Linked DNA regions of Homo sapiens: region 1 is linked to region 2. Evidence: read pairs that join two places in POLR2A ChIA-PET (ENCODE). Cell type or tissue: OCI-LY7. All regions are shown on one strand. Links, peaks and the distances in the headings refer to the core of each region. The heading gives the core; the rest is flanking DNA.

What was found. Peaks named below come from ENCODE experiments on the same cell type or tissue, not always from the same donor. Only the 100,000 strongest peaks of a DNase experiment are listed, where the experiment ranks them.
Region 1: POLR2A ChIA-PET joins it to region 2 with 12 read pairs; 2 of 35 experiments call an interaction of 5 or more read pairs at or near these places.

What each region holds. Positions count from the first base shown.
Region 1 is chr2:97,827,185-97,840,379 of GRCh38, forward strand. It overlaps TMEM131 (transmembrane protein 131), which reads right to left. Exons shown (of 41, transcript NM_015348.2): 8 at 9,893-9,973; 9 at 7,591-7,741; 10 at 7,437-7,493; 11 at 6,181-6,242. It also overlaps the pseudogene HMGN1P36. Among named protein-coding and RNA genes, the nearest start is that of ZAP70, 120 kb to the left of the region's middle. In OCI-LY7, for the core only: no CTCF peak of the experiment used is centred there; no DNase peak of the experiment used is centred there.
Region 2 is chr2:98,552,331-98,560,330 of GRCh38, forward strand. INPP4A (inositol polyphosphate-4-phosphatase type I A) reads left to right here. Exons shown (of 25, transcript NM_001134225.2): 14 at 456-639; 15 at 1,941-2,159; 16 at 3,223-3,478; 17 at 7,133-7,165. Among named protein-coding and RNA genes, the nearest start is that of COA5, 52 kb to the right of the region's middle. RefSeq lists an enhancer at 2,044-2,544 and a silencer at 7,991-8,000. In OCI-LY7, for the core only: no CTCF peak of the experiment used is centred there; DNase peaks (open chromatin) are centred at 1,941, 4,521 and 7,461; H3K4me3 peaks cover 1,813 bases; H3K27ac peaks cover 5,774 bases.

The DNA of each region.
Region 1 (13,195 bases), core at 2,274-10,273, 720 kb before region 2:
CGTGAAGGCTCTTGGCGCGCCGCGGCCCGCAGGCACCTGGCACGCGCCTTCCCCGCCGCCAGGATGCCCAAGAGGAAGGTCAGCTCCGCTGAAGCCGCTGCCAAGGAAGAGCCCAAGAGGAGATCGGCGCGGTTGTCAGCTAAACCTCCTGCAAAAGTGGAAGCAAAGCCGAAAAAGGCAGCAGCGAAGGATAAATCTTCAGACAAAAACGTGCAAACAAAAGGGAAAAGGGGAGCAAAGGGAAAACAGGCCGAAGTGGCTAACCAAGAAACTAAAGAAGATTTACCTGCAGAAAATGGGGAAACGAAAACTGAGGAGAGTCCAGCCTCTGATGAAGCAGGAGAGAAAGAAGCCAAGTCTGATTAATAACCATATACCATGTCTTATCAGTGGTCCCTGTCTCCCTTCTTGTACAATCCAGAGGAATATTTTTATCAACTATTTTGTAAATGCAAGTTTTTTAGTAGCTCTAGAAACATTTTTAAGAAGGAGGGAATCCCACCTCATCCCATTTTTTAAGTGTAAATGCTTTTTTTTAAGAGGTGAAATCATTTGCTGGTTGTTTATTTTTTGGTACAACCAGAAAATAGTGTGGGATATTGAATTATGGGAGGCTCTGATTGTCTCGGGTGTCAGCTTAACATTCCATAGATGGGGGGTTAGTTTTTATATCCTATAATACAAAGCATATTAAATGGCAATATGGAGTCAGTCCTGCATTTAATGTCTTGAACATTTTAAATTACTTCTATTACCATGTTGTTTTTTAGTAGAATTGTTTCCTAAAGAAAACCACTCTTTGATCATGGCTCTCTCTGCCAGAATTGTGTGCACTCTGTAACATCTTTGGTTGTGGTAGTCCTGTTTTCCTAATAACTTTGTTACTGTGCTGTGAAAGATTACAAATTTGAATATGTAGTGTACGTGCTATTGAGTTGTGAACTGGTGGGCTGTATGTAACAGCTGACCAACATGTGAAGATACTGGTACTTGATAGCCTCTTAAGGAAAATTTGCTTCCAAATTTTAAGCTGGAAAGTCACTGGAATAACTTTAAAAAATAATTACAATACATGGCTTTTTAGAATTTCGTTATGTATGTTAAGATTTGTGTACAAATTGAAATGTCTGTACGATCCTCAACCAATGAAATCTCAATTATGAAAAAAAAAAAGTGTAACATATATTATCCTAACTTCTAATCTTATGGAAATCAGACATAGGGTCTGTGCCCCTCAAAGCTCAAGTGTCTCAGCACAGGGCCATACAACTAACACCCCTACTTATAGGGTTAGAGATGGCCACTGCTACAGGAACCAGAATAGCAGGTTTATCTACATCATTATCCTACTACCACAAACTCTCAAAGGATTTCTCAGACAGTTTGCAAGAAATAATGAAATCTATCCTTACTCTACAATCCCAAATAGACTCTTTGGCAGCAGTGACTCTCCAAAACTGCTGAGGCCTAGACCTCCTCACTGCTGAGAAAGGAGGACTTTGCACCTTCTTAGGAGAAGAGTGTTTTTTTACACTAACCAGTCAGGGATACTACAGCGTTTACAGGAAAAGGCTTCTGAAATCAGACAACGCCTTTCAAACTCTTTCAATGCCTTTCCAACTCTTATACCAACCTCTGGAGTTGGGGAACATGGCATCTTCCCTTTCTAGGTCCTGTGACAGCCATCTTGCTATTACTCGCCTTTGGGCCCTGTATTTTTAATCTCCTTGTCAAATTTGTTTCCTCTACGATCGAGGCCATCAAGCTACAGATGGTCTTACAAATGGAACCCCAAATAAGCTCAACTAACAACTTCTACCAAGGACCCCTGGATCGACCCACTGGCCCTTTGACTGGCCTAGACAGTTCCCCTCTGGAGGACACTACCACTGCAGGGTCCCTTCTTTGCCCTTATCCAGTAGGAAGTAGCTAGAATGATCATTGCCCAATTCCCAACAGCAGTTGGGGTGTCCTATTTAGAGGGGGGATTGAGAGGGGAAGCCAGCTGGATTTCCTGGGTTGAGTGGAGACTTGGAGAACTTTTCTGTCTAGCTAGAGGACTGTAAACACACCAATCAGTGCTCTGTGCCTAGCTAAAGGATTGTAAATGCAACAATCAGCACTCTGTAAAAATGCACCCATCAGCGCTCTGTATCTAGCTAAAGGATTGTAAATGCACCAATCAGCACTCGGTAAAAACGCACCAATCAGCGCTCTGTGTCTAGCTAAAGGATTGTAAATGCACTAATCAGCACTCTGTAAAAATGCACCAGTCAGCACTGTGTCTAGCTAAAGGATTGTAAATGCAACAATCAGCACTCTGTAAAATGGACCAATCAGCGCTCTGTAAAATGGACGAATCAGCAGAACATGGCGGGGAGCCAAATAACGGAATAAAAGCTAGCCACCCAAGCCAGCAGAGGCAACTAGGGTCCCCTTCCACGCTGTGGAAGCTTTGTTCTTTCGCTCTTAATAAATCTTGCTGCTGTTCACTCTTTGGGTCCGCACCACCTTTAAGAGCTGTAACACTCACAACGAAGGTCTATGGCTTCATTCTTCAAGTCAGAGAGACCAAGAACCCACCAGAAGGAACCAACTCTGGACACACAATGAAGGCTTGACCATTTTTCAATATGCTTAAAGGCTAGAAGTGGGAGTTCATCAACAACAAGCACAATATTTTTTGAGTGTTATCAGCCTGTACAACACCAAGCCAGAAATAGCAAAGCAAGGATGTTTGTTAAAATATAGTCACTATTAGTAAGAATTTAAAATAGTTGATGAAATTTTTTTCATGTGAAACACACCACTTTAAGATTTTCCTTACCAGATAAAAACTTTACATTAGTATTGCTACCTTAAAATACGCTGCAGTAATAACAAAGAAATATTCAACTGAAAACTCATGTTTTATACAAATGGTCTGAATTCTTCACTCATTATCAGTTAAAAAAAAAAAAAAAAAAAAAAAACCAAACCCAAATTGTTAAAACCCATTTTCCAGGGAAACAAAAAGCCAACAAACAAACCCAAGACAAAACACTTAAGTAGCTGGCCCATTCTGGTGGCTTTAAATGACAACTCATACACAATCAACACCTTGTAGTAAGCATATTTATACAACAACCTGTTAGTGACTATTGCTAACTCAAAGATAATCAAGAAGTATAAAACTATTGCAAGTTTCCCAGGAAAGGCAGTTCGCAAGCTTGCATATGTTCTAAATATAGTTCTAGGCTTTTCTCACAACATTCAGACCCAACTAATGCTCAGTAACCCTCAAGTGAAATTCAACGGTCCGGAACATTCTAAAACTGCTTATAAAAGCACTTGAGCAAATAAGGAAAAAAGCACTTTCAGCATTTAACATTGTATTTCTAATAATTTGTGTATGAGTTCACTAAAGCATATGTTAAGCTGATATTATGATTCCGATTTGTTAATTACCAAGGGAAACCTCATGCAAACATTCCTCTGAAGGCATCTCAGGCAAACTTACTCCATCATTTATACAGCACTAATGTTTTGTAAATGCTGAGGAAAGCCATTTTCTCAAAGTTGCATTATAGACATATTAGGAGAGTTTGGACCTGCGCATCCTGTCTGTTAGCAGTTGAGGAACTTCTATTTGGAATTGCTTGCTTTAGTAATCCTATATTTAGAAAGAGAATGAATTCCCTGAAGGGGAATTTAAAAAAAAGATCTCCAGCTTCTAGCACTGCTTAGCAAATCCTGAAAATTCTATGTTTGTGAAACAAAAGGAGACAGGAACCTTTCTAAATATCTATAGTCTCTAAGCCTGGTGAATTATGCAGAAAATGCTGAAACACACAGGGAAAACCTTAAGAAGAGCTCTGAAAACTCAGTTTCCACGGTAGGTGGGCTTGCCCCATAGCTGATAAGGTGGGAAATCTAAGCCACCATCATTTCTCAGGCTGATTGCTAAATCAGATCCCAAGTGGTCTCCTTTGCTTTCTGCCCTTCCATGTCTGTAAGTTCACTCTCCACAAAGTAGCTACAGTGACCTTTTACAACACATAAATCAGATGATGTCACTCTCGTTTAAAATCCTGTAATAATTTCCCATTACACTTAGAATAAAATCTAAATATCTCCCAGAGTTCCAGAGAGCCCTGATAAACAGTGAGCTTGATGGGGTAGGGAACCCCAGTGGTCTGATTCACTGCTGTATTCTCAGTCAGCATAGCAGCTAGCATACAGTTGATGTTCATTAAATATTTATTGAATGGGTGAATGAAGGCGGGAATAAGAGAAAACTACCAAAACACTGGCAGAGTTTGGGCTTTGGATATTATAAAAGATACACACATAGGTAGGTACAGATGTAGGTACAGATGTATTATATTAACAGATATATAGGTTTTTAACAGAAATAGACTATGCAATTAAAATGATATATTCATAAAGATGTGATTGCTAAGTGACACTGTATAATATACTTTCATGTTTCACATACCTCTTTTTTTTTTTTTTTTTTTTTTTTTGAGACAGTCTCGGTCTGTTGCCCAGGCTGGAGCACAGCGGCGTGATCTTGGCTCACTGCAGCCTCCACCTCTGAGGTTCAGGCAATTCTCCTGCTTCAGCTTGAGTAGCTGGTACTACAGGCACATGCCACCATGCCCAGCTAATTTTTGTATTTTTGGTAGAGACAGGGTTTCGCCATGTTGGCCAGTCTGGTCTTGAATTCCTGACTTCAAGTGATCCACCAGCCTCAGCCTCCCAAAGTGCTGGGATTACAGGCGTGAGGCCACCATGCCTGGCCTATTTTTGCATTTTTTATAGTTGTGTAAGTCACTTCCAAAAAAAAAAAAAAAAAAAAAAGCAGCTCTAACTCAGCTTTCCTATCTAGAAAACTAGGACCACTGCACCATATAGGTATTAAGTAATACATTTATTACATAGCAGTACTAGCATAGTGCCTGACCCAGTAAGAGCAAAAATGTTCACTTACAATATATCCTAAAACTCCTTAGTGAATAAGAAAAAGGACAAACATGGGCCTATTTAATTCCATGTCATAAGTGACCTGAGTACTAGTTCTTCATTCACATTCTTAGGGTTAATTGCCAATTTCATTTTCCTATAATATGTTTATTGAAAAAGATACTTGTTTCAGTCCATTTATTGTACGTAAAAAGTTAGGCTGGTTTGCTTGGGCTAAGTAAAGGCACTTTCCCATCTAGGAGAAATGCTAGGTCAGATATGAAGACAATGCCTGCATCCCGGTCCCACTAGTGAGGAAGGTCACTGCGCATCAGAATGTGGTTACCTGGGAAGACCATCTCTTGCTTCCTCGCTGGGGTTTGTATATTCTTCTCTCTTTGGTCTACTCCACCAGCTGGTGATAAAATCTGGGTATGGCCATCGATGGACAAAGGTCCCTTAAATCTCAAGCCCACATGATCTATATTTCATTTTGTCAGTTCACTGAAGTTAAGTTTCTGGCATCAGCACAAATTATAATAAAAATGTCCTATTTTCCTATATAATGATTACACATGTATATATCTTGGGGACCTCATCAGGGAGAGACGTTGTGGGCCAAGGCAAAACTTAGATATCCCTTTTTTTCCTAAAACTATCTAACGGCACCTCAATTCCATATGGCCTAAAAGTTACTTACTCTGTATGTATGTGTGAGGGAGAGAGGGCCTTAGTTTATAATGTGCTGCCTACGGTAACTCAATAACTGCTAGTTAGGGAGCCTGTGACAAGTGTTAACAGCACTTTACCACTACCTACAACATTTTTTTTGCTTATTTTCTTCCCAATTCATCTGACTCTTCTTCCTCTTTCCTGCCCATACCTTAACTCCAACAACCAAATCTGATGAAATCCTTATAACCTGTTTTTCTATACACATGGCCCACAGATTTTAGGATTTATCAGAACAGGCCTTTTATATGACTGTGCCTGTATAAGAAACTCATGAACTTTGGTTCAAACTTACTTTGAAAAGATTGCCCATTTCTCTCTCATCCTTAAAATCCGGGTGGCTGGGGCAGAACAGGTTTCTCACATCACACTTAGAACCAAAGTGTCACCAGGTCATCACCAAATATAATTATTTTAGAATAAGGGTTTAATTATTTTTAACTTTGTCATACATTTAAAAACAAAGAATATATAAATTAGGGGAAAAAAGAAGTAAAAACTTACTGTTATTGGTACATCTTTTGTTCCTGAATTTAATAAATGAAGGTTTAAAACTTTTGGTAGATCTGTTAAAATTGAGGAAAAGAAATATTTCTTAAAAAGGTGCTTTTTAGCCAAGTTAGAATCTTTACCTTATAAGATATCAAATTGAAGCTATCAATTTGTGAAATACAATGACAATAAGATTAATAAAAAGAAACATTAGGTGGTAATTGCTTTACTCATAAGGACATTGTGTATTATAAGAACTGTTCCCTCTTAAACCAGATTTTTGAAAACCCCAAAATATATACTTTTTTTTTTTTTTTTTAAATGAGACAGAATCTTGCTCTGTCACCCAGGCTGGAGTACAGTGGGGCATTCTTGGCTCACTGCAACCTCAGCCTCCTGGGTTCAAGTGATCCTCCTACCTCAGCCTCCTGACTAGCTGGGATTACAGGCATGTACCACCATGCCCAGCAGACTTTTGTATTATTTTTTTAGTAGAGATGGGGTCTCGTCATGTTGGCCAGGCTAGTCTTGAACTCCTGGCCTCAAGTGCCCTGCCTGCCTCCACCTCCCAAAATGCTGGGATTATAGGCATGAGCCATCATGCCCAGCCCCCCAAATATTATTTTTTTGTGAAGTCAGACATTACTAATCTTTTAGCTTTCCAGCAAAACATAATGAAGCAAATTAATAATTTACAATGTAAAAATATACTAACAGCAAATCTAATTTTTAAACATATGGTCTTCAATCTTAACTACATATTATTATATATAGTCCATATACATCCCAAATTACAAGTGCTCTTAGTTTTTCCTTAGCAAAAATCTTTACTTAGTTGTTTTTAATTTCAGAATTTGAGTTTTCTGAACAGCTGCAACAAACTTTCAACATTTTGTCAAAATGTAATTTAATAACTCATATCTAAACAAAATCCAGAAGTAAAAATCAAGATTCAGCGTAACTGAACTGATGAGCAACTGGATTAAGAAACTAGAAAACTATTTTCTGCCTCAATCTTCCATTTAGATGACTTAAATTATCCCATGGCCTTGTTTTCCAACCTGTTAAGCAATGCCACCCACCCCTCAGCGGAATGGGGTATAAACCTGTAAAGGCGCTGAGTCTGAAAAGGAGATTTGTACAAGATCATGCAACCAACTGAGAAATAATGTTTAAAGCTGAATTACATAGTAGAGCCATTCAGCACTGAATACAGGGGTTAAAAAAAAAAAAAACTCCATAAAGACTCTTTTAAAAGATTTTTTTACCTTGTGTTCTTAGTGTACCAAAATCTAACATTTCAGTTGAGGAATAAATTCCAGGAGCTTGGAAAAAAGAAAAGTCAACAATTATTTTTCACTTTGCCAGAGTAAGCTATACTGAAAACAAAACAACTTTCGATTTCATCAGTTTTCCACTAACCTGTTGTAACTTCAACCTCAACAGGAAGAATGATAAACTCTGTGCTGTCTGAAGCATTAGTCTTTATTCTTATGAAGGCTGTGTGATTATCTGCTTCTCTAGATGAAAAACTGGCTCTCATCACTCCCTTGGTTTCATAAGGAGGAATTTCCTGACAAGTTAACAGACCATAATGTAGCACAGCTTTTGTAATGTAGCAAAACCACCATTTTTTATTGAACTGGATGACACTGACTGAAAGATGAGTATTCTATATACCTATTAATAAAAAAAATGCATTGCTAATTAAACCAATATGTAACACACACTCCATTTCTGGAGAACTTTAAAATGTGAAAAATGTGCTGTTTAGAATTGATGAAATACGATATGTAAGGTAGGCAAAGCAAAAGAAGTCAAATGATCTGAAAACAAATTGTCAGTTACAAAATCACCATTAAAAGGTAAAACTAATCTACAAAATCAGTTATTTTTTAATATGCTAGTTAGTGGTGTTTGGGTATATAACTCAGTCTTGAAATTTAACCAACAGAAATGTCACCATCAGAGGTAAATACTTTTCTAGAAGTCCACAAGAACCTTCATAAATGATAACCAGCAGGGCTTACACTGCTCTTTCATGGAAAACTTAACAATGCAAAGCTTCTCAAGTAAATCCACAGTTTACCAACTGCATTCATGTAAGACAGCATACATTTTCAGTCCCGTAATGAGAGAACATTTATATACTAAAAGGAAGACTTACTGGAAAAAAAATTTTGAGGAGTAATCTCTTTCCTGGTTTCAGAACAATATGGCTCCCTGGGACTGCCTGAATTTCTTCTCTGCACAAACCTTTCAGCATATTTTAGGAGATTCTTGTGTTCTACAGCTTAGTGGCCTTCACTTATCCCTACTCTCTTTTTTAGTCCCAAAGTAGAAAACAGGTGATTGGGACCCTCCTAAGATTGGAGGGATGGACCATCCACTCCCCAGCTCTAGGGAGTTGACTTGGTCTCTGGGGTTTTCACCTATACACCGAAATAGGCTGGAGGTGAGGTCACAGCCCATTGGCTTTTTTCTCAGTCTAGGTTTGTAGGAATAAGAACTACCATATCTTTTTTTGCAGCCACTAGGACTATAAAAACATGCTATTCTCTGTTATCATTATCACTCTTGACTATTTAAAAATCTGAATTCTCTTAGGTTTATTTATTAGATACCAATTATGTTTCACAGGAAGTTCTTAGTTCTGTCTAGAATAATATATACAGATATAATAGTCTGAATTTAATCCTCTGAAGGATTGTTTTATAGATGATTTTTCCCTCAAACACCACAATTTCAAGGTGAAACATTTTTGTGAAAGGATATAAATGAACTGTCCATTGCATATTTCTTTTTGCTGGTTGTGTTTCTATATTCTGGGAATTAACCAAATAACTGGCTGATAAATTTGTTTCTAGATGTTCATATTAACATTCTAAAAACATAATCTCCACATCTCTTCTGTGGTCAAGACTGGTCAGAAGACAGAATCAAGAGGCTGTGTGTGTGTAACAGCAGTTAATAAAGAAACTCTGATCCTCAAACCTTACTCCTGGTTGTAAAATTTGTGTTCCTCCATTACAGATGAGCAGTGATCTGAGTGAGCTGGATATGGAACTGAATTGACCACAATTGCCTTCTCCCTCTTGAATTAAAGCATGGTAAACATTTTTAAAACTCACAAATGGCAAGAATCTTTATAAATAAGGTTCTCTTACATATTCTTTAATTTGGTTAATATTGTTAAATATTCAACAATATTGAAGGTGAACACAGATCACCTTCAAGAATTAAAATTTTTCTAAGTTATCGCAGGCACTTGACTAGGTTCTCTCTGCAAATGCCATCTCCTTTACCAATGGTGAATCTGAACATTCAATTACTTACCTTCAAAAACAAAACAAAAACATAATGAATGCTTCCTACATTTTTTTAATCATTTACATTTTTTTATGTGTAAAGCACATCATAAATTATCAGACTCAGAGACAACTTTACCCATATAATTCGGAGGAAGAATAGCTGAAGTTACTTTCTTTCCATGTAGTGGGGTAGAACTCCCACCAATTTTACTCACTGCCCTTTCCAAAAATTACTACTTATATTCTTTCCTCCTCCAATTTTCATATATACTTGACATAAATTAACATTAAGACAACGATTAAAGAGAAGTCATCCATATTTGTTAAGCCTATTAAGGAGTTAAATATTTTCTAATTTAAGAATAATCGGTTTCATGGGAGCACACACAAGAGAAAACTAGGTTACAACTCACCCACAGTTTTCTGGTACCTCCTTGTTGACCCGTTGGGAGTTCTAGGTGAAGGTCTCCTCCACTAGAGTACATTTCTACAACCTGGGGCAAAAGAGCACATGATGGCTACGTTCAAAGTCATATTCTCAAAGCAGGTGACTTGCTATTACACAGAAATAATTCTGACATCCTAACTGTTTATCACAAAACATTTAAAGATATAAACGTAGGATATGTATAATATCACTAAATTCAGTGCTCTGTATGTGTAAGCAATAGTTGTATTTTTAATTAAAATAAGGTAACTTTGAAAATTTAACTTAGAAACAGTGTAAGTACCATAGTTGTTCCAGAGACCAGATTTTAGAAAGTAACAGGATACTTATTTTTCTTTTTTCCAAAGGGAATCACTTACAAAAATTACCAAGTTTTGGAAACATAAATTTTGTATTTCTTACAGTAACACAAAGTGCTTCTTTATCCATACATTTATAACAAGAGCCAGCAGTGGATCAAATAACTACCATAATTGTGAGATGGGGAAGAGTAAAAATATTTGAGATATATACAAAATAACTCTAATGGAACATGAAAATATGTGGTTTCTACTGGTAGCAAAAATATTTCTGTGGCTTATGCCTAAGCTTACTTTTTTTAAACAGCTTTATTGAGTTATTTATGTAAAATAAATAATACATATTTAAAGTATACAACCTGATGAATCCTGACCTATGTGTTTGGGCATAAAACCATCACTGTAATTAAGATATTAAATATATCCATTATCCCCAAAAGCTTCCTCATGCCTTGTGCAATCCATCCATCCTTCTCTGTCCCTTCCTATTTCTAGGCAACCACTGATCTGCTCTCTATCACCTCAGACTAGCTCATATTTTCTAGAGTTTTATCTAAATGGAATAATACAACATATACTCTTGTGTCTGGCTTCTTTTGCTCAATGCAATTATTTTGAGGTCTACCACTTTGTTTATGCATTAATAGTTCACTTCTATTTGATGACTATACCGCAGTTTTTCAATCCACACATTAATGGGACATTTGAGTTGTTTCCAATGTCTGGCCATTAAAGAGAAAGCTGCTGTGGATACTGAGTACAAGTCTTGGTGTGGTCATCTGCTTTCCTTTCTTTTGGGTAAATATATATACACAAAATGGGTCACAAGGCAGGAGACCTTCCTTTAAAGGTAAGCTAACCCTAATTCTTAAAAAGAAAAAATATATTTAATTCAATTAAATTTGGGGTGAAGTATGAGAATGGGTGGAAACGTTCACTTGTTTCATCACAAGAAGTCCTCCAGGAGTGAATAAAAAAGGATAAAGCAAGAAAAATGGCAATTCTTAAGCTTAAACTTTTTTTTTTTTTTTTTTTTTTTTTTTTTTTTTTTTGAGACGGAGTCTCGCCCTGTCGCTCAGGCTGGAGTGCAATGGTGTGATCTCGGCTCACTGCAACCTCTGCCTCCTGGGTTCAAGTGATTCTCCTGCCTCAGCCTCCTGAGTAGCTGGGATTACAGGCACATGCCTCCACGCCCAGCTAATTTTTGTATTTTTCGCAGAGATGGGGTTTCACCATGTTGGTCAGGCTGGTCTTGAACTCCTGACCTCGTCATCCACCCATCTCGGCCTCCCAAAGTGCTGGGATTACAGGCATGAGCCACTGCGCCTGGACCCTTAAAGGTTTTTTTTGTTTGTTTGTTTTTTTGGCAGGGGCCGGGGAGTTGCTGCTGTAAAAGTAATGCATTTACCAAAGACTGATAAGCTATAGATTTTCTTTGTATATTATTACTTGCCTGCTGATTTGTTACAGTGCTCATCTATAGTGCTTATTGTGTTAATAATAATAGCACCTTAAATGATAGGATGACTATAGAACTTTTTCTGGAAAACCAGAAAACATCACACATTATTTCATCAATCCTTCCAAGTATCAAGCAAACAAGCATAACAATGCTTGAAAACAGAAGATTAGACCAGACTCAGTGGCTCATGCCTGTAATCCCGGCACTTTGGGAGGCCAAGGTAGCGGGGATCACTTGAGCCCAGGAGTTGTAGGCCAGCCTAGGCAACATAGTGAGAGTCTGTCTCTACAAAAAAATAAAAAACATTAGCCAGGTGTGGTGGCGTGCACCTGTAGTCCCAACTACTCAGGAGACTGAGGTAAAAGGATTGGTTGAGCCTGGGAGGTCAAGACTGCAGTAAGCCAAGATGGCACCACTGCACTCCAGCCTGGTGTCTGGAAAACCAACCAACCAACCAACCAACCAACCAACCAACCAACCAACCAACCAAAAAAACCCCCAGAAGATTAAAAAGTCGCCTACTGATAACAGAGAAAATGAATAAAGAAATAGAGACAGAAAAAGTCTAAATTACAAAGTCAAACAAATAATTACACTAAAACTAGGAACCTGACACATTCTTTATTTTTAGTCCAGTGCTATTTGTTCTAATTTAGTATAGTTTAGGAAAAAAAGGAAGCCAAACATTATGTACAGAATATATTATGTGTAAACAAATTCCCACAATAAATGTTTCTGTGCCCACATACACGCATGCACAAGAGAAAGGTCTAGAATGATACATACAAGGTGGCAAAAGTGGTGTCCACGAGGAAGGGCTTGGACTGCAACTATGCTGTCTATGCAATAGCTATCAGCTACATGTGGTTATTTACATTTAAATTAGTTGAAATAACATTTTGGCCACCCTAGCTGAATTAAAGAGCTCAACAGTCACACGTAGCTAGCGGCTACTGTTTTGGACAAAGCAGGAAAGGAACTATTCCATCATCACAGAAAGTTCTGCTGGACAGCTGGACTGGGAAGTAGGAAGTTCAAAGGGACGTTTTTGCTTCATTCATGTTTGAATTGTTAACATTTTTTTCCTGAGGAGAACATACTCATGTGTTTATGTTGTATAATCAACAAACGATATACATTTTCTCGCTTTACAATCTTTTCTTACTGTAATATTGACAAGACTAGTGACACACAGTAACACTGGACTACAAGGGTAAGAGTGTCTTCCCAGGTAAACAATCTATATTTGGTTCTAAGAGAGTAACTTTGGTGTTCCATTTGCTCTCTTGTGTAAATCTTGAATTAAAATGTTTTAACTGGAAAAAGACTAGATGAATTGAATTCGAAGTGATCACTGTGCTGGGCTTGGTAACTCCAAAGGCTGAAGAGAAAAGGTACAGACTGTAAGGCAACTCTGGCAATTGTAGACTGACCAACATCTGCTGAGTCCTGCAAGCTCCATCCTTGTGGTCTGGCCACCACAATGAGGCAGCACCCTTGGGGCACC
Region 2 (8,000 bases), core at 1-8,000:
TTGTTTGGGGACAAAGTCTAACACCCACTGCAGTCTCTGCTACACTGTGATAACCTGACCCCTTCTTCTGTAAATGGCCTCTATGTCTCCACTTAAGTACTGCTTATAAGTTAATAGATGAGGTTGTGAGGTGGAAGATTACGATCATTTGGGTGATTATGGGATATGATTGTTCAATACCTGTTCATACATTTACATACACAAGTAAAAATACAGATACATGCAAATACAGATAAAAGACTGAGTCATAGTTTAATATTTCAAGCTCCTGCCATATAGACAGGAAGAATCTCCTAAGATATACTTTGCTCATCAACAACTAGAGTAGCTTGAGAGAACATCCCTGAGTCACAGAACACTTCATCTTAGGGTCAATTGTGGCTGGGGTTGGAATGATGCTGTCATCCTTTTCAGATTCTGGAGAATCCCTTAGAATCCATTCTTATCCTTTCCAGTACATCATCTGGCTGCCAGTCCATAATCTACATACCCCAGGATGTTGTCAGAGCCAAGGAGATCATCGCCCAGATCAACACCCTGAAAACCCAAGTGAGTTACTACGCAGAGCGGCTGTCAAGGGCAGCCAAGGACAGGTCTGCCACTGGCCTTGAGAGGACACTCGCCATCTTGGCAGACAAGGTAGGAGGGGTGCCCTGCTACATATGGGCTGGGGAGTTTCCTTGGGTTTCTGGAAGCCACCAGGCAGCCCAGGTGTACCTAAGATGGTCCACAAAGAGCGTGACATTGGGATGACTTTGAAGGTCTACCTTAGGTCCATTTCGCACAAAGGCCCAGGGAGGTTTTGTGATTTGTCCGCAGAGCTGGACAGACCAAGGGCAGAGCCCAGGGCTCATGACTCTTAGGTGCAGCTTCAGGCACATGTGCCCTTCAGCAAGTCCATGGGGCTCATTTTGTTGAGGGTGATACAGTTCCACTTCTTTCTCAGTAACAGCCTAACTAGCACTTTTTTTTTTTGGCCACATTTCTATTTTAGTTGAATTTGAAAACAGAAACTGAGCTATTATACAGACATAAGAAGAATATAATTTTATTGGCTTACATATAGTCAGTAAACCAGCTTCTACTTAGCCATAACTTGATCCTGGTTTTAAAATATGTAAGTATTAATCCCTACTGAGGAAGTGGCTATTATCAGACCCTTTTGATGGATGATACTTTTCCCCATTACTTGGTCTCTCTCTCAGCGCACACAAACACGCTCTCATACACACACACACGCTCTCATACACACACACACACCCCAGATTCTGACTATACCTCCACACTCACACTCACTGTGCTGTTGAGCTGCTGTTCCTGATCAGAATGTGTTATATCCTTCACAGGTGTTCACACAGCATAGAGTGTGAGGTGGGGATTAGATCCCCTGGAAAAGAAAGATGTAGTTGTCAGCAGTAACATTATGAACCACAGAACCCGTGTTGCATGCAGAATTCTCCAAAACCAGACATGTTGTGCCAGGAGGCCAGCTACCCAGAACCCAGAACTTGAGGTATTAGATGCTGAGGAACAAAAGATAAGACTTACACAATTGAACCAAAGTAAGGCCTGACCCCTGGACACTTGTTCCCTGGAAGGTGGAAGTCTGTCAAGGCTGGGGCAGTGGGCTCTCTCTGCAGGCCCCTCCCCTAGCAATCACAGGTCAGAGGTAGGCAGGGATCAGAGAATGTCAGAGATTTCTCAACCTCTTCTCTTCCTTGGTGGGAAATTCTTGTTAAGATTCAGCCCAAGTGGGCCACATGGCAGTCTTTGTACTCAGACATCTTGAGGGATGTAGCCCTTCAGTTGCTTTGCACTGTGGAGAAAGGCAGAGGGGTGCAGTGCTGGGCTTTAAGCCCATTCTCCATTTCTGAGATAAGGCAGGGGCCTCCCCAGCCCCTGGCCTGGGCTCAGCAGCCTTGGTTTGTGTGCACCTGCAGACACGGCAGCTGGTCACGGTCTGCGACTGCAAGCTCCTGGCCAACTCCATCCATGGGCTGAACGCTGCACGGCCTGACTACATTGCCTCCAAGGCCTCTCCCACTTCGACTGAGGAGGAGCAGGTGATGCTTAGAAATGACCAGGACACCCTCATGGCCCGGTGGACAGGGAGAAACAGCCGATCTTCCCTGCAGGTGGACTGGCACGAGGAGGAGTGGGTGAGTCTGCTGCTGTGGCTGTCATCCCACTGCTGAACTTGGGCTGAAAACCACAAAACCTGTTGCCAGTCTCTGCCCCTCTGAAGTGCCTCAAGGTTCAACTGCTGTGAACAAGCTCCAGGTTTCCTTCCTGGATGGCTCCTTGGCTCCTGATGCAGGGAGGGAGGAGACTGTTTTCAAACCCTTGTGTCCAGATAGGGGTAGGGCTGTGCTGGGGGCTGGGCCAGCCTCAGACCTGGATGAAGAGGAAGACAAGTGGGTTTTCCTCCCGTGTTGGAGGTCTCTCCTTCCCCTGCCTCCTGTGCCTTCTATGGCCTTGGGATGCTTGAGACCAGTCAGTGCTCTGTTTGCTGTTAGATTTTCCAGGGCTATGTGTATTTGGGGACGTGGGAGCTCTGGTGCTGGGGCAAGTAGATATGGATTTTGGAGCTGCCGCCCTGACATTACATCACATTATTGTTCCTCAGAGAATTGGCCCTGGGAGCAGGATCTGTGTTTCTTGAGGGAGTGACACATTGTACAACTTGTTTTTACCATTTATTGAGACTACTGCTTAGAGGCATTGTTCTACAAGCACTGAACTATTAATCAGCAGCAAAGTCCCATCCTATACACTGTGCGTGTTTCTGCAAATCACTCCCAGACCTTCCTCTCCTCCTCCCCACCTCCCCTATCGAAATTTCTGTTCCCTTCTATCAAAAGGAGGCCTCCATTTTGTCTGTGTGTGATGATTGTAGGAAGTCTGCAGTGGCAAGAGGAGGAGATGAGACAGTGCCCTGTGGCCTTTCAGGCAGCACTGGAGGGCCACCTGGCCTCCAGAAGAGTTACTAGCAAACATCTCCCAAACTCTAAAAACAATGGCCGCAGGACATCGATTCATCGTTGAAAAGCAAATGCAACTTTAGTGGGGAATTAGGAATCATCTTTATATTTCTAAACTTTGAGGTATTTTAACAAGTGTGGAAGCCTAGGGCAGGGGATCAGTGGAGGGCGATTTGGTTTGTGTTATGTTTGTGTTTCTGTTCGGGAGAGCTGACCCACATGGGCCCCTTTGATTTGGAAGGAGAAAGTGTGGCTGAACGTGGACAAGAGCCTAGAGTGCATCATTCAGCGTGTGGACAAGCTGCTGCAGAAGGAGCGGCTGCATGGCGAGGGCTGTGAGGATGTCTTCCCCTGTGCAGGCAGCTGCACCAGCAAGAAAGGTAACCCGGACAGCCACGCCTACTGGATCAGACCAGAAGACCCCTTCTGTGATGTCCCCTCCTCACCATGCCCCTCCACCATGCCCTCCACTGCATGCCATCCTCATCTGACCACACGTGCGTATGCATCCATGCTTCCCATATGCTGCCTCCATTTCACCTTGTGCTGCTTCCATTTGTCTGTGTCTCTGACTCCATGCCCTCCTCCCCCATGCAGACTGCAGGGAGGGCTGCCAGGTGGAGCGGGGGCGTCCCAGTGCATGGAGCAGCAGGCAGTGAGAGCGGAGTCTCCGGTTGCCTTTCCATGTAACTGGAGCCCATGTGTGATTCTGCATCTCTGCCAGTCAGAATCTCAGGGTCCTCTTGAGATACACCACCATGGCTATAAGGGTTGGGCTCCTGGGCTTTTCAGGTTTGTAAAGCAATCTGAGAACCTGAAGGAGGCCAGGATGCAGATGCCTTTCTGATGTGATTGTCTATGGCATTAGGAATTGGTAGAATGAAAGGGGAAAGGGGAATTGTTCAGGGACACAGCTGGATGAGAGATATTGGCAGGTCCAGTGGACATGTCTAAAAGCTGGTTGGCATTGGCTGGGCACTCTCTTATGCAGCAGAGGCATGTTGCCTTGGGACTTGGTAACACAGAGAATGGGACCCTGTTCCTGGGCTTCTGGTGGTCTGAGTCAGGTGGTTTGGCAGGACCCTTCAGGGTAGGACACTGGCATGAAGCAGCATGCTTCAGAACAGTCTCCTGTCTGCAGAGACACAGCATACCAGGACACTGTCCTGCAGATGGCCTTAAAGCTGGGAAACAGTCCCTGCAACTGAGATGTCTCCGCCTTTTCCTGTAAGAGCCATAGAGTTACAAGCTAGGCAGCTGAGACTTGCCCACAGACCTAGCTTCTGCCTCCTTTTTGTTCTCCTGTGGGAGTTTTAAGTCATAGTAGGTAAGGCCCAGATGTGCTGGGATTAAGCTTCATGTGATGAGGGCTTTTAAATTCTGAATTGGAGAACTTCCATTCAAGGTATAAGCGTGCCTCTTGGTCAGAGCCTCTTGGCAAATCCCCCTTCAGGTTGTAAGATGCCCTTTGCCTCTTTACTCTGCCTGCAGTCTGTTTCCAGGGCACTGTCTCACTTGAGCCTCTGTCTCGACAGTTATCACGTCACCCATCTCTCCATCTATGGGGGATTATGGTTTCACTTCCCCACACCTGTGATTGGCTCATGGAACTATTTTGTCTCTATTCATGTTCTCTTTTTTATGTGAATCGTGTTCCTTTTTAAAATTTTCTGAAAATTCATTGTTTATTTCTTTTTACTTTATTATCTTGTTTGTGATTTTAAATTTTTCTACAGATAATGAAAAGGGTAATTTATTGGCTGTTTTAAATGTGGGAGCTAGTTTATTTCATCAGATGGGATTATATCCCTAACTTAAGTGTCATTTTTTTTCTAGGCACATCCTGTATTGTTTAAATATAGATACATTTTTATTCAGTTTTAAAGTTAGTTAAGTGAGCATTTATATATGCTATTTAGGGTTTGACTTGCGTGTGCCATAAAAATCAGCTGTTGTAATAATGGGAATGTGAAGCTTACATTTGAGAGAGTCTAACTCTGCTGATCAGTACTCAAATGTATGAAACCATATGCCACCAAATTATCTGTGGATGGTCCTTAATTTAAACATCTTTAGCACAGCCAGGAAGCTGTTCAGTCCTCAGTGTAAGTAGGAGGATCAGAAAGAACCAGTCTGTGAGCTATTTATTTTGGTGAGTCTTGTCCACAGTGCCACAGCATGGCTCTGTCATGACTTTTTATACCATTCCAAGTTACTGGAGCCATTGTTTTGGCTTAATGAGCAGGTATGTTCACACCAACATATTTATTATGTGAGAATAACTCTGTACTGCTCTGAAAGGCATCATCACTTTTCATTCCAGTTCTCTACCCTGTCCTAGGTCCTTGGTTTTTATTTTTCACCAGGGAGCTGCCCTGCCTCAGAGCTGCCCTGCCCTGATCAGAGAGCACTGTCTGGCAGGTGAGGGTCACCCAGGGCCAAGGCCTTGTGGGGGACCCACTGACAAGTCCCTGCCAGCCAAAACCACAGAGGCTCCTCAAACTTCCCTTCTTCTCATCTCTCCAAAAGTCTCCCATCCCCCTCCACCCCCGCCTGCCAAGGTGCACCACTATCGCCCCACCAGGATTTGGTGGCTTCCACCGCCTTCCTCCTGTACACTCTGTTGCTCTCCTCATACCCAAAGAGATGGTTAGACCAAGTTTTTCTTAGTCTGGGGTCTATGGGTACACCCAGGTTCTTGTACCCCTGAGATTATGTGCTGGAATTTGCATGTGTGTACAGAGGAAGTCCAGAGTGGTCACCTATTCTCAACTCCATGACCTAAGACAAGTTACAAGCCATTATTCCAGGAGTACCAGAGAAGACCCCCTTTTTCTCCCCTTTGATTGAAAGATGAATTTAGCAAATTGGGTTTAATCCCTGATGCCTTCACAGGAATGGTCCCAACCTAGCTGTTTGGGATCACCACAGAAGCTCATAAAACAGGCTCCTAGACCTTCCTCCTCATTCATAAGCTCAGAATCCTAGAAGAGGGGTTATGGGGAGGCAAAAATCTGTATTTTTTCAAGGCCTCACATAACCTGATTAGCAGATCAATATGTAAGAGCCACAGTTCTATATCACTGTGGGTTTCTATCTTTGTTAGCAACATGGTCTCAGGGCATCTGGGTTAACGAAGAGGTCGAACTCTTGAACTTGCAGATGCCTTTGTATTCTCTTTCCCCTTTGCCAGTTTGAAAAGTCACTTCCAAAGACGATTAGAGAGGAAGGATCCTTTGCCCCTTCTTTACAACCTAGGTTGTAAAATCCCCATAAAGCTGGTTCTGGCTGTTCTTGGGGATCCGAGACCACCTCATTTCCACATCCTGAAGACATTGTTTGAACTGAAAAGCTCAGACATAAATTAACATAAATGTTTTCTTCCATGATTCCTTTTCAAACTTGTTTTCTCTTAGATGGTGCACCCAGTTAATGAGAAATTTTGGTTTTTAAGGGAAATACGAAATTGAAGTAAGTACATCCCAGTGTGACTTAGTATAGGTGAAATGGAATCAAAAGTGGTATTCTTTGAGGACCTGAAGGGACATTCTAATTGGAGACTACCCCTAAATCACAAAACTTAACATTTGTTTTAAATTTGGGAGATTGGCATAGAGTTTTTTTTGGTATACTGGTTTCATTCCTGGATCTTAACACTTTGGATCTCAGCAGTCGATCCTGAGCCCAGGCTTCCCCGGTGAATCAGAGCAGTGGGACTGACCGTGGAACACGCCGTGTACTGGTCAGTCTCTCTCCTTACAAGTTTGCTTCCAGATGCCGCAAGCCAACGCGGGGCTCTGCCACTACAATGTGATTTATGTGGGTGCTTTTTTCTGTGGCATTTATCACATTGTAATAAGCTAGATCGCACATCCCGAAGAGCATTTTATGTTGAACTATTGGCAACATGAATGTTTAAGCTGGGGAATCTGTCATTGTTTACCACTGAGAGGGCTTGGCTGCCTTGGAGCAGCCAGAGTACTTTCGTGAGCCTTCTTGGGGAAGAGGCAGCCAGGCACCCAGACCTCTTTTCTGTTTGTTAGCCGCCTTACTGCAAGCTGCTGACGCAGCTGCTGCTCTGAGATTGAGTTGCTTGGTTTGAACTGTGTGCTGCTCCTTAATCATCCATGTCGCCCTCCATTTCTGTGCAGATTGCAGTCCCCCTCCTGAAGAGTCCAGCCCAGGTACGTGGTTTCCGTTCAAGGCTCCTGCTGATGCCCTTTTAATTGATACTCAGGTAGTGTTTTGTAGCTAAATTACAAAAGATTGCCTTATGATCCCAGAGTTGGGAAAGTATTCCAGGACCTCCTTCGTTGTGAGGCATAAAACACTTTTCGCAGGTTTGATGAGGGACCAGTTGGGCTGAGGAAATTGTGGCCTGAGGCAGACTACCACATGTATTTGTTTTACTCTTACATTCTAAAGTCTTTACAGATGAGCGTGTTGGGCTTCCTGAAGTGGTTGACCTGAGGTAGGGAGGTACACATCTGGACTTCCTGGGTGCAGTTTTAGAATTCTTACCAGACATTGCTATGGGCCTCAGTTGCAGTTAGTACCAGAAATGTAATCTCTTTGCTTCCTTTGCATGTAGAAACCAATGTTTATGGTTCTAGTTCAGGGGTTGGCAAGCTACAGCTCTGAGCTAAATCTTGTCCACAGTCTGCTCTTATAAATAATGTTTTGTTAGAAACCAACCTTGCCCACTTGTTCATGTATTGTCTGCAGCTGCTTTTGTGCAGCAGTGCCAGAGTTCGTTGCAGCAGAGAACCCGTGGCCTTCAAAGCCTAAAATATTTACTGTCTAGCTCTTTACAGAAAATGTGTGCTGACCCCTGATCTAGTTCATATTGAGTTTCCTGGGTATGGCTTGTGGTTTTGAGCATGAGTCCCCCAAATAATATGATTTGATGTTCTTTTTCTTACATTCCAAAAATCAGCTGCATGGTCAGTCTATTGCTTGCATATTTCTGACTGGTTATAAATGTAAGACAGCAGGATACTTTGTTGATGTCTAGAATGT